Linked DNA regions of Homo sapiens: region 2 is linked to region 1. A link is a loop called in an ENCODE intact Hi-C map of the cell type or tissue named here. Cell type or tissue: PC-3. All regions are shown on one strand. Each heading gives the region's core, and the rest is flanking DNA. Links, peaks and the distances in the headings are about the cores only.

Region 1 (5,392 bases), core at 157-5,156:
AACCAATGGAATAAAAATCAAAATATCTTGACATACCATTCACTATTGAATACCCTCTCATCATCTAAGCATTAACAAGTATTAATATGCATTAAAATATTGCTGAGAAGCCTTTGGGGTTAGACATTACTTTGTATAGATCTTCACTCTTTTCACAATTTTGGATCAAGGTTTGGCCAGTCTGGCAATCTCCTTGCCAATGTATTTCAGTTTCTGGATCTCTGAGGATATGGAACATGCCCCTACACACACGCACACATTACATACATGACATGTGTGCTTTGAGTTAATAACTATAATATGCAATGCAATATAAAATAGTACTGTAATCACACAGCTTGCATAGCTGATAATATATATGAGAGTAATCCAGTGCTTACACTTGTCCAGTCATTGTGACAAACATATACCTGTATTATTTCTGTCGCAGCTGTAAATGTTCTCATTTTACAGATAAAGAAACCATTGTGACAAACATATACCTGTATTATTTCTGTCACAGCTGTAAATGTCCTCATTTTACAGATAAAGAAACCAAGGCTATTAAGCCAGAAAGTGATGGATACATTATGATCGATGCTGTATAAATAGCAAGAATCTTGCTTCCTTAATTAAGAAAACATTTTTGTGTAGCTCTTGCCGTGTGCCAGGTGCTGTTCATAGCACTTTCATCTATTAATCTAGTCCTCACAACATCCCTTTGAGGTGCTAATTATTCCTGTCTTATAGATGAAGAATCCAAGGTAACAGAGAGGGTAAGTAATTTGGCTGAGAGTACACAGCTTCTAATAGGGGGAGCCAGAATCCTCACTCTTCCTCCAGTATTCATGCTCTAAATCATTCAAGTGACTTCATTCTAACCTCTAGCTTGCCATTAGATAACTCTTCAATAGCACTCATGTTTGTATTGCATAGAATCAAACTAGCCTGTCCGCTGCGGTTTACTTGATCTTTTCTCCAGGTAAGTAAAGGCTGATACTTTGTTCTTCTTTCCTCTCTATCGAACTGTGTACTTCGTCGTGCCTCTGTCTTGAAAGGTGGCTGGTGCCACCAGTACCTCCCTGGACTATTTCCCCCCTCTGCTCCTCACGTCCCCTCCCTTTATGTAATGTGGGGATGCCATGTTCTAGCTGCAGATGGTTTTCTTTATTGCACAAGGTTACCATATGCAACTCGAGATATTGGTGTCCTGTCTCCTCAACAGATTATCACTTTTTATGGAAGGTGATTGTTTCTCATATAGCCTTTGTATTTTGTAAGGGGAAGATACCTAAATATAAATATAAGCTCACATATATCATACCTGTATATATAGAGATAGATATGTAGATATATCTAGATATCTCCTCCTTATATTTGAACTTTTTATTCTGCTTACTTATGAAAAGACATGGGATAGCATGTATGGTGTCTTCCAGCATGATACTCCCACCCTAAATGTTATAGGTATACACACACCAGGAGACTTGTTATCAGTTGACTTATTTCAATGTCTCTCTTGCCTATCTTCCCCACTTCTTCCCTCCCCACTCCCTCCACCTTCTCGCTCTCCATTTCCTAACATATTTATATATGATTATGTCTTTGGGGCATTTATGTAGTAAAATAAAATAATCTGAGGCCATAATCACAATCTCTTTTAATCTGCCCAACTAAAGTCACATATCTTAAAGCATTAGTGCTATTGATTTTTAATCTTTGCTTCTGTTACTCTTTTAAGAATTAAAAAAAAAAAATCCAGTTTGGAAATGATGTTTTTCCTGTCTCTGAATATAAGGCAGCCTTGCCTTGCCTTATAATCCTCATGAGACAGAATTAATATGTAATGTCAGAATAAAAAAATCTATTTGAAAATGGATTCTAAACATATTAAATTGTTTCCACTTGAAGTACAACTTCAGTTCTAGAGTAGAATGTTTAATGTACCTAATATCCTTACTCTCTGGATGCCCTAGAGTTTTTTATAGATTAGATTTTCTAGGTTTAACAGTTTTGTTTCTTGTTCTTTTAATAACTGATTAAAAGCCTTGCAACCTCCAGCTTTTAACTGAACTAGATGTTCAACGTTTTCCCAGCAGATGGCGATCATGAGCTACATTAAAATTTAAGTTGACTGAGGCACTCCATTAAAAGTGGGGAGAGTGTGTGTATACACATATACACATGCATCTATATATGTGTCTATATGCATCCATGTAAACTACATATAGTTTACAGATGACAGAAACCTCCCTTATGACTGTTTTTTACCTAAAATAAATGAAAACGGGAATTTATAACTAATTTGTCTTCACTTCATAGTAAGCCATGCTCTCTGTTGTTGAAAATCTAAGATCCGGAAAGATTAAGAGATTGGGTCATTTACTCAGCCAGCCTGCTCCAAATGAAGACTGATTCTGTGTCCATCTCTACTCCTGAAACTGGAGCTTCATTTGGTGATCTATTTAAATAACTTTCATCAAGCAGTTCATGTTTACATGCTCATGCACAAGCAAATGAGACTGTGGCCCTCTGGGTACCACGGTCTGAGCAAATTCCCTAAATGAAGAAATCTTAAGGAACCCAAAAAGGTGGCCCACAAATTTGACCTGAAGGAAGCTTTTGGAGAGGTGGTAATTTTTGAAATGGGCCTCCAAGGATTATTTTACCAGTTGGAGGAGAGCAGACATCATTGTAGGGAAAAAGAATAGACAAAATAGAACAGATGTGATGGCTCACACCTGTAATCCCAGTATTTTGGGAGACCAAGGTGGGAGGATCATTGAGCCCAGGAGTTTGAGACCAGCCTGGGGGAACATAGGGGGAGACTCCATCTCTGTAAATAATTTTTAAAAATTAGCTGGATGTGGTAGCATGCACCTGTGGTCCCAGCTACTCAGGAGGCCTAAGGCAGGGAGAATTGCCTGAGCCCAGGAGACTGAGGCTGCTGTGAGCTGTGAAAGTACCACTGCACTCCAGCCTGGGTGACAGAGTGAGACCCTGTCTCAAGGTAAAAATAAATAAATATATAAATAACACAGGGATCTTTGTGACCAAGCTGTTTTTCTGAAGTGTTTCCATTAACTGTGATCATAGGAGGACTGTAGGATTTTTAATATAGAGAGCCAGGGTTATATCACTTCTTTCTTGATCTCAGATTCTATTCTTTGTTAAAATCAGCTGGGATTAGGGTTCAGAAGTTGTGATTTACTGCCATTAAAACCACTCTAGTGAGGCAAGTTTCAGCGTGTCAGACCACAGATTCTTCCAGAATGTTACCCTGGCTTTAAATTGAGCAAATACAGTCCTAGGGTTCATCCATTGTCTTCTTCCTTACCTGCTTTAACTGAGACATGCTGTTTATGCAATCTATTTTTTATGTGATTGGAATCTATTTTTACGTAGACCATAATATTGGACTTAGCATGTCATTATTGGACTTAGCATGTCAGACAGTGAATCTTTAAACTGTGAGGGTCGTTTTCACATCTTTTATTTTTTAAGAACAGAATTTTCCAAGCAAACATTGCCTGAATCATAATATATATAATTGACGAAAGCAGGACTGCTTTGGCTGGAGTAAGAGTAGAGAGGAGATCCAAACTGGCTTTCCCCTCAGCCTCCACCTTGCCCTCGTGGGTGCTCCAGGCAGGGCTTGTTGTGACTCTGAGGATCCACTAAGCACAGTTTGAAAACCATGTATTACATTTGTATGTGGACTTTTAGAAAACAAATTCCTCAAAAGATCAGTACATCATTGTGCCCGTATGCAAGATGTTTCTGAACATATTTGAATTGATATGTCATTGCCACATTAATGGTAGTATTATATTCACAACATTCAAAATGTAAAAGATTTGTAAAGTTTTTCCTAAAATAATAATTTAGTACAAAATAAGAGGAAATGTTATAATAGGATTAAGGTTATACTTTTAAATGCTGCTCTCTGCCTCTTGTTCCTCCAATGTTTGTTCAAACTGGTAATTCAGTTTTTAAAACTAAGTTGAATCCTTATTCCTTTGGGTAGTGTAACTCCTAGCATAAGCTGAAAAAAATATCCAAATAGACCAAAAATATACAACAAGGCATTTATCCTTTGGTTGTGATGCTTAGTTACTCAGGTATGTTACTACCCAGCACACTGAGCACTAGAATGTGCTGCCTTCACTCTTGGGGAACACTATGGGAAGGAGGATATGGAAAGTGAAAAAGCCCACCGGCTATTGTTATCCCTATTGACAGTCATCTCGAGATGAGAGGATTTAGGACTTTTAAATCTATCTATAAAATATAATTATCAGCTCTGTTCCAAAACTGTACTGTTTGAGCTCCAATACTTGCATTCATATGGTAAGCTTTTCAGGACATTTCTAAAAATTTTAACACTGAGAGTTGTTTCACGAATCAGTTGCCGACACATCTATTTTGTTTATTTTTTCTTTTGCTGTTACTAAATAAATCAAGAGGTGACATTGATTAGTAGGAAGGCCTAACTTGTTCAGGAATAAGAAAGCTCACATGGTTAGAATGCAGATGGGATTATCATATGGGATATTTCAGTTGTCTTGACTCACTTTGCGAAGAATTGCAGGTTCACATTGGGCATTGTGGACAGTAACACCTCTTAGTCTCTTTTTGTCACCACTTGAGAGAATTTACAGTGGTCTCATTCTTTAGACAACAAACTTGACCTGTTTTATCTCACCCTCGTTCTTTTGAAAGGTAGTCAACATATTAGGACTCATAATTTTAGATTGGGAAACCACTTATAGTGTCAGCCTATATTTTTTAAATCAGAATTTGTTTTTTTTTTTTTTTTTTGAGACGGAGTCTCACTCTGTTGCCAGGCTAAAGTGCAGTGTCGGCTCAGTGCAACCTCCGCCTCCTGGGTTCAAGCGATTCTCCTCCCTCAGCCTCCTGAATAGCTGGGACTACAGGCGCCCGCCACCACACCCAGCCAAATTTTTGTATTTTTAGTAGAGACGGGGTTTCACCATGTTGGCCAGGATGGTCTCGATCTCCTGACCTCGTGATCCACCCCCCCTTGGCCTCCCAAAGTGCTGGGATTACAGGCCTGAGCCACCGTGCCTGGCCTAAATCAGGTTTTTAAATTAAAATTTTGTATTTCCTCAAGAAGAATTGTAAATAACAGAATAATTATGAAGTTCCTTGTTTCATTGGCAGGGGTTTCTCTGAAATTTCTCACCTTTGATCTGTCACTTTAATATATCAGGAGCCAGGGTGATATCACTTCTTTTTGGTCTGAGCTTCTATTCTTTGTTAAAATTTGTTTACTTTTATTCTAACTTATTTCTAAGACACATAAATTATGTTTTGTCTCATATTCATACTATGCTACTAGATTCCTTTGAAAATTAATAGTATAGAAGTCTCTGGTCTTTCTTCCTTATTT
Region 2 (5,392 bases), core at 98-5,097, 560 kb after region 1:
GGTAAAATGCGAAGCATAACATAATGTAAAATATAGCTGTTGGTTCATATAAATCTTTATAGTATACAAATACTTTCACATACACTACCTCAAATAATCCTTTCCTAGCCACATTCTACAAATGAAAAAATCGAGGCCCAGAGAAACTAAGAGAATGTCCACAGATTGGAACCACTATTTGAGGACTTCCTGCCATCACTCCTGATGCTATTATTTATAACTCCTTGATAATGTTTTAACACTTGGGCTGCTAAATTGGATCTAATGTGCGATTAGCACACGTTTTTAAAGTCTGAATGCTTTTAGGCAAACCATGTACTTTCCAGCTCAGTTCAGTCTTCCCACTACTACCAATATTATCAATTCATGTGTGTGTGACATCATCCTGTGTTTATTTTCCTTAGGTAATAGTGATCACCTACTTGAACACTTGGGGTCTTGGCCATTTGTTTTTTCTTAAAAGCCTGATCAATATTCAATAGCAACCATTTTTTAAAAATTCCTCAAAAGAGGCCGGGCGCGGTGGCTCACGCCTGTAATTGCACCACTTTGGGAGGCTGAGGCGGGCGGATCACAAGGTCAGGAGAGCGAGACCATCCAGGCTAATATGGTGAAACCCCGTCTCTATTAAGAATACAAAAAATTAGCCGGGTGTGGCCACTGCACTCCAGCCGGGTGACAGAGAGAGACTCCGTCTCAAGAAAAAAAAAAAAAAAAATTCCTCAAAAGAGTCTATGTGACTTTGTACTGTGATTTATAACCAGATTTACCAAGTGGTTAATTATGATAACCCAAACTTCTTTTGTATTCTTCAAAAAGGCTTTTTGCATACTCTATTTAATGGTGAAACCAAAAAGTGAAAATATAGATGGGCTAGACAGTCTATAAATTAAAAATTATTAGAAATAAAATAATTAACCAGTGTTAAGTTCTACTGATATCTGTAATAATGTATTGTTTCAAGGCAAAATAAATGGAATATTTGGTATATGGATTACGCAATACTTCTTTTCCCCTTGGCATGACATAAAAGATCCATTTATAAGAGACCCATTAATAGTCAAAAATGTTCATTTACAAGAGTAACTCTTAAGTATCTCCTCTTATCCTTGCTCAAAACTCTAAAGACATCTAAGAGTATCTGAAACCATTCTTCTGAGACTGTACCAATAGCAAATGTATTCCACAAATTCTATAAATTTTTAAAAAAGAACTAATCATGTGAATGCCCAAATTATGATGGCAACCCAAAGAACATTCATGGGCACATTTCTGACACTGTTACTTACCATACAAAAATGCACACTTCAATGGCTGGGCACGGCGGCTCACACCTGTAATCCCAGCACTTTGGGAGGCCAAGGCAGGTGGATCACAAAGTCGAGAGATCGAGATCATCTTGGCCAACATGATGAAACCCCATCTCTAGTAAAAATACAAAAATTAGCTGGGCGTGGTGGTGCACGCCTGTAGTCCCAACTACTTGGGAGGCTGAGGCAGGAGAATCGAACCCAGGAGGCAGAGGTTGCAGTGAGCTGAGATCACACCACTGCACTCCAGTCTGGCGACAGAGCGAGACTCTCAAAAAAAAAAAAAAAAAAAAAAAAAAAAAAAAAAGCACACTTCAGTGAACAGTATCTGAATGAGGACTGTATTCTAAAGCTTTCCTTCACAACTATCAATAAGAAATTCACTGACTTCTCAGTGGAATTTTAGTTTCTCAGTCTTAAATTGAAACCCTAAAACGTCCTTCTACTTGTTGCATAAATATAATGGAAAAAATTATTAGCTCACTTAGGCACCTTGAAAACTAGTAGTATGTATTAACAAATGATAATGGTCTAAATTTTTTTTTTTTTTTTTTTTTTTGAGACGGAGCCTCGCTCTGTCGCCCAGGCTGGAGTGCAGTGGCGCGATCTCGGCTCACTGCAAGCTCCGCCTCCCGGGTTCACGCCATTCTCCTGCCTCAGCCTCCCAAGTAGCTGGGACTACAGGCGCCAGCCACTACGCCCGGCTAATTTTTTGTATTTTTAGTAGAGACGGGGTTTCACCGTTTTAGCCGGGATGGTCTCGATCTCCTGACCTCGTGATCCGCCCGCCTCGGCCTCCCAAAGTGCTGGGATTACAGGCGTGAGCCACCGCGCCCGGCCTATTTTTTTTTATAGCATGAAAAGGTTAAAATCATGACCAAGAAGCCCTTTTGAACCTTGCTTAGATAGGTTAGTGTAAAAACCAGCTGGAACAGTCAAAACCTGTTTCCTTTTCCCCCAATTTTTTTAGTTACAAGCAAAATGAGAGCCACTAGAATTATTTTTCAGAAAAATTGCCACCAGGGGGCAGTTTACTTGTAATTAAGGTAAGATTCTAATGTTTCAAAATTTAAGGATGTGATAATTACCAGTAAGTAGAAAATGAACAAAGAATGATTTTATAAACCTGCTTTAAGGTTATTTGAGTATATTAATAGCAAAGATTTAAAAACATGATGCTACTGAAAGCATACTACTACTGTATGTATGTATAACATTATAGCAGCCAAAAAACCATTTCAGAATAAGTAAAATGAACACAAAAACCCAAATAGACTTGTAATAAGTCTCCTTACGTATAACTTTGCCATAATATTAAAAGGCAAACACCACCACCAAAAACCCCTCTGGTAGGTTATTAGGATGTTTACTTTGAAAAATTTTTTTTATTCCCAGCAATATATCCATATAATTAAGAACATAACTAAAAATATAAAATAGCACATATTAAAATATTTTCCTTGAAATGGTTTCAATATTTTTCTTTTGTTTCTTAAAGGGGATGAGGTCTTGCTGTTTTCCAGGCTGGTCTCAAACTCCTGGGCTCAAGCGATTCTCCCACCTCAGCCTCCCAAGTAGTTGGGATTACAGGCGTGCAACCACCATGCACAAAGTCCAGATTCAATATTTTTCCAAGAAATGTTTCTTTTGAAATTAAGGACTGTCCTCAGGACAGGAAAATATAAAGTTCATTAAAAAAATTAATTCAAAATAAGCCCAATAGCACAAGAGCCCAAAAAGGAAGTTTAGCCATCCAGATAAAGTGTTTTTGTTTTTGTTTTTAAAGCCCATTTCTAAACACTTCAAAAGATGAACTACATGCTTTGGATATTACTAAGTTGAACTGCCAAACACAATACTATGAATTCATAGTATCAAGACCCATTATTTTAAAGAAACCTAAGTATATGACTGTATCTTGTATAAATTAATGACAAAAAAAAAGAAATACCTATTTTATTCTGGATTACTACAAGTTTTATTTCTGTGTCTTCAGAGTCTTGGTTTGTTACTTAAGTGGAATGGTCTATTATTGTTGGAACACTAGGCAATAATGGTTGTAAAGCTCCAAATTTGTAGGATTTAAAAAAATGATACAAACTATTTTTTTAAAGTATATAAAATTTTAAAGTAAATCTGTGATTAAATTCACAAACTCACAATCTAATTACTTGATATTTATTAATATTTGTTTTAAGGGCAACTTAATGAAGACAATGGTACTAATATTAAATTTGTCTTAATTTAGTGGCATAGCCCCAACTTACCCCCGCCCCCTTCTTTGGTTAACAGGACTCCCTTCCTTTGCAGAACTTAACTGCCTCCTATTCTGTTTCTGGTGACAGCACCAACCCAAATCCCATATACTCAGGTTTTCAGGGAAAAATAGTTGGATACACGATCTCCACTGGGAGGGAGAGAGTAAAGAGTAGAATGGCAACATCTCTTTCTATAACTTCCCCAAGAGGGAGATGTTTATCTCTGCATTTTCCTGAGGGCAACAATATATGGAGACAAGTCTTCCCTTTACTAAAAAATGTTGGAATTTCCCCCTCCCTTCATAATATATTGCAATAAAATCACGTAAGCCTTTTTCCTATCAGGGCATTACTCTTAATCATTTCCAGTCATCCAACCTAAAAGACCTATGATAATTATCGTTAACGTTTTATATTGATCTTAAAAAGCATCTTAATATGTTAGAGATACATAATTAAAATTTTACTAAGTCATTTAAAATAACATGAAATGATTTAAACCAGGAGAAAGGAAAGTGAATAGGGATGAGGGTAGGGCACATTTGACCATAGCCAAGGATTGTGAGGGCTGGGAGATAAGAATATGGAGGTTCATTACACTATTCTATTTTTGTGCATGTTCAAAATTTGCCATGATAACATACACTTTTAAAAGATCTTTGTTGACACATCACCTGCTTAGACTGATAATTCTCAGGGATCTCAGTGCACCACTTTCTTGGAGTTTCTCCATTCGACCAGCCTTGAGTAATGAAATATTTTTCCCTTCACAAAGCTCAGAATTATTTTATAAACAGCTCCAAATATTTCCATATGCTAAAGGAAAGAGCATTATGAATCAATAATGCATATGTCCCTAAGACCTCACACTACTAAATCTTTAGGAAATCAATTTTCCTAACTCTACTTATTGCATTACCACTTTTCCCCTTATGTACATAACTCATTTACTAATTAATATTTATTCACCTGTCAGAATTGCCTTTATACAACTGATTTCCATAATGCTCTTAGATTACAATCTCCAAATGGACAAGGATTTAACTTCCTTGTACAGTGTATTGCTTAATGCCACTTGTCAAGAAGAGGCAGAAAATTCTAAACACCTATAAGAGAAATATATTTCTCTGTTATCCTGCGTTGACTGATGACTTTGTATATACTGTATGCTGTGAATCATTATAGGGCTATAACTCATCTCTAGAGTATAAATTTCACTAGATTAAAAAAAGTACAGAATCAAGCAAACAGCTGAGGCATCAATGTAATTTTTCTTTCCTTTTTTTTTCCAGTTACACCTTAGATCACATTTTTACCAGTTTCACATCAGACCTCAAAATCATGGCATCTCTATTATTTGTGATGGGCTGAGGATAAGAGGAGTGTGTTCAAATTCACCTTATTCTAACAAAAAGGCAATTAAGCTCAAAGGAAAGCTGATTTCTAACTACAAATGTTCTTAGTTCTTTTGCAAGATAACATTTTTGTATCTGCTAAATTCCAGAGAGATTTTTATTCCACAATTAGATTTTAACATCAATAAAATCTTAGATATAACAATACAGATGAAGGAACAATTGAATTTGCATTGAAATAAATATTAGACATACAAAGCATATACAGTGAAAAAGGGTCACAATAAATTACAAGTAGAGACATTATTTCCCTCAATCACCAAAGAAAGCCCTTGATACTTCCAATTTCACACCATCAAATTTATCATTCTTGCTGATTTAAGCAGAACACAAAACAAATATGGATCCCAGGGCTTACTTTCACAGGTACCAGCATGGATAATTTACTATCGTGATCCAATTTGGAAAT

The links. Hi-C counts contacts between places; a loop is a spot of excess contacts. Peaks named below come from ENCODE experiments on the same cell type or tissue, not always from the same donor. Only the 100,000 strongest peaks of a DNase experiment are listed, where the experiment ranks them.
Region 2: a loop joins it to region 1, with 5 times the contacts of the local background. A loop is called at or near these places in 12 of 110 quality-filtered maps.

The regions. Positions count from the first base shown.
Region 1 is chr4:42,516,700-42,522,091 of GRCh38, reverse strand. All of the region lies in intron 22 of ATP8A1 (ATPase phospholipid transporting 8A1), which reads left to right. Among named protein-coding and RNA genes, the nearest start is that of SHISA3, 120 kb to the right of the region's middle. In PC-3, for the core only: a CTCF peak has its summit at 2,075 (motif pointing right); a DNase peak (open chromatin) is centred at 2,081.
Region 2 is chr4:41,960,230-41,965,621 of GRCh38, reverse strand. TMEM33 (transmembrane protein 33) reads right to left here. Exons shown (of 7, transcript NM_018126.3): 7 at 4,819-5,392. Among named protein-coding and RNA genes, the nearest start is that of DCAF4L1, 19 kb to the left of the region's middle. In PC-3, for the core only: a CTCF peak has its summit at 2,339 (motif pointing right); no DNase peak of the experiment used is centred there.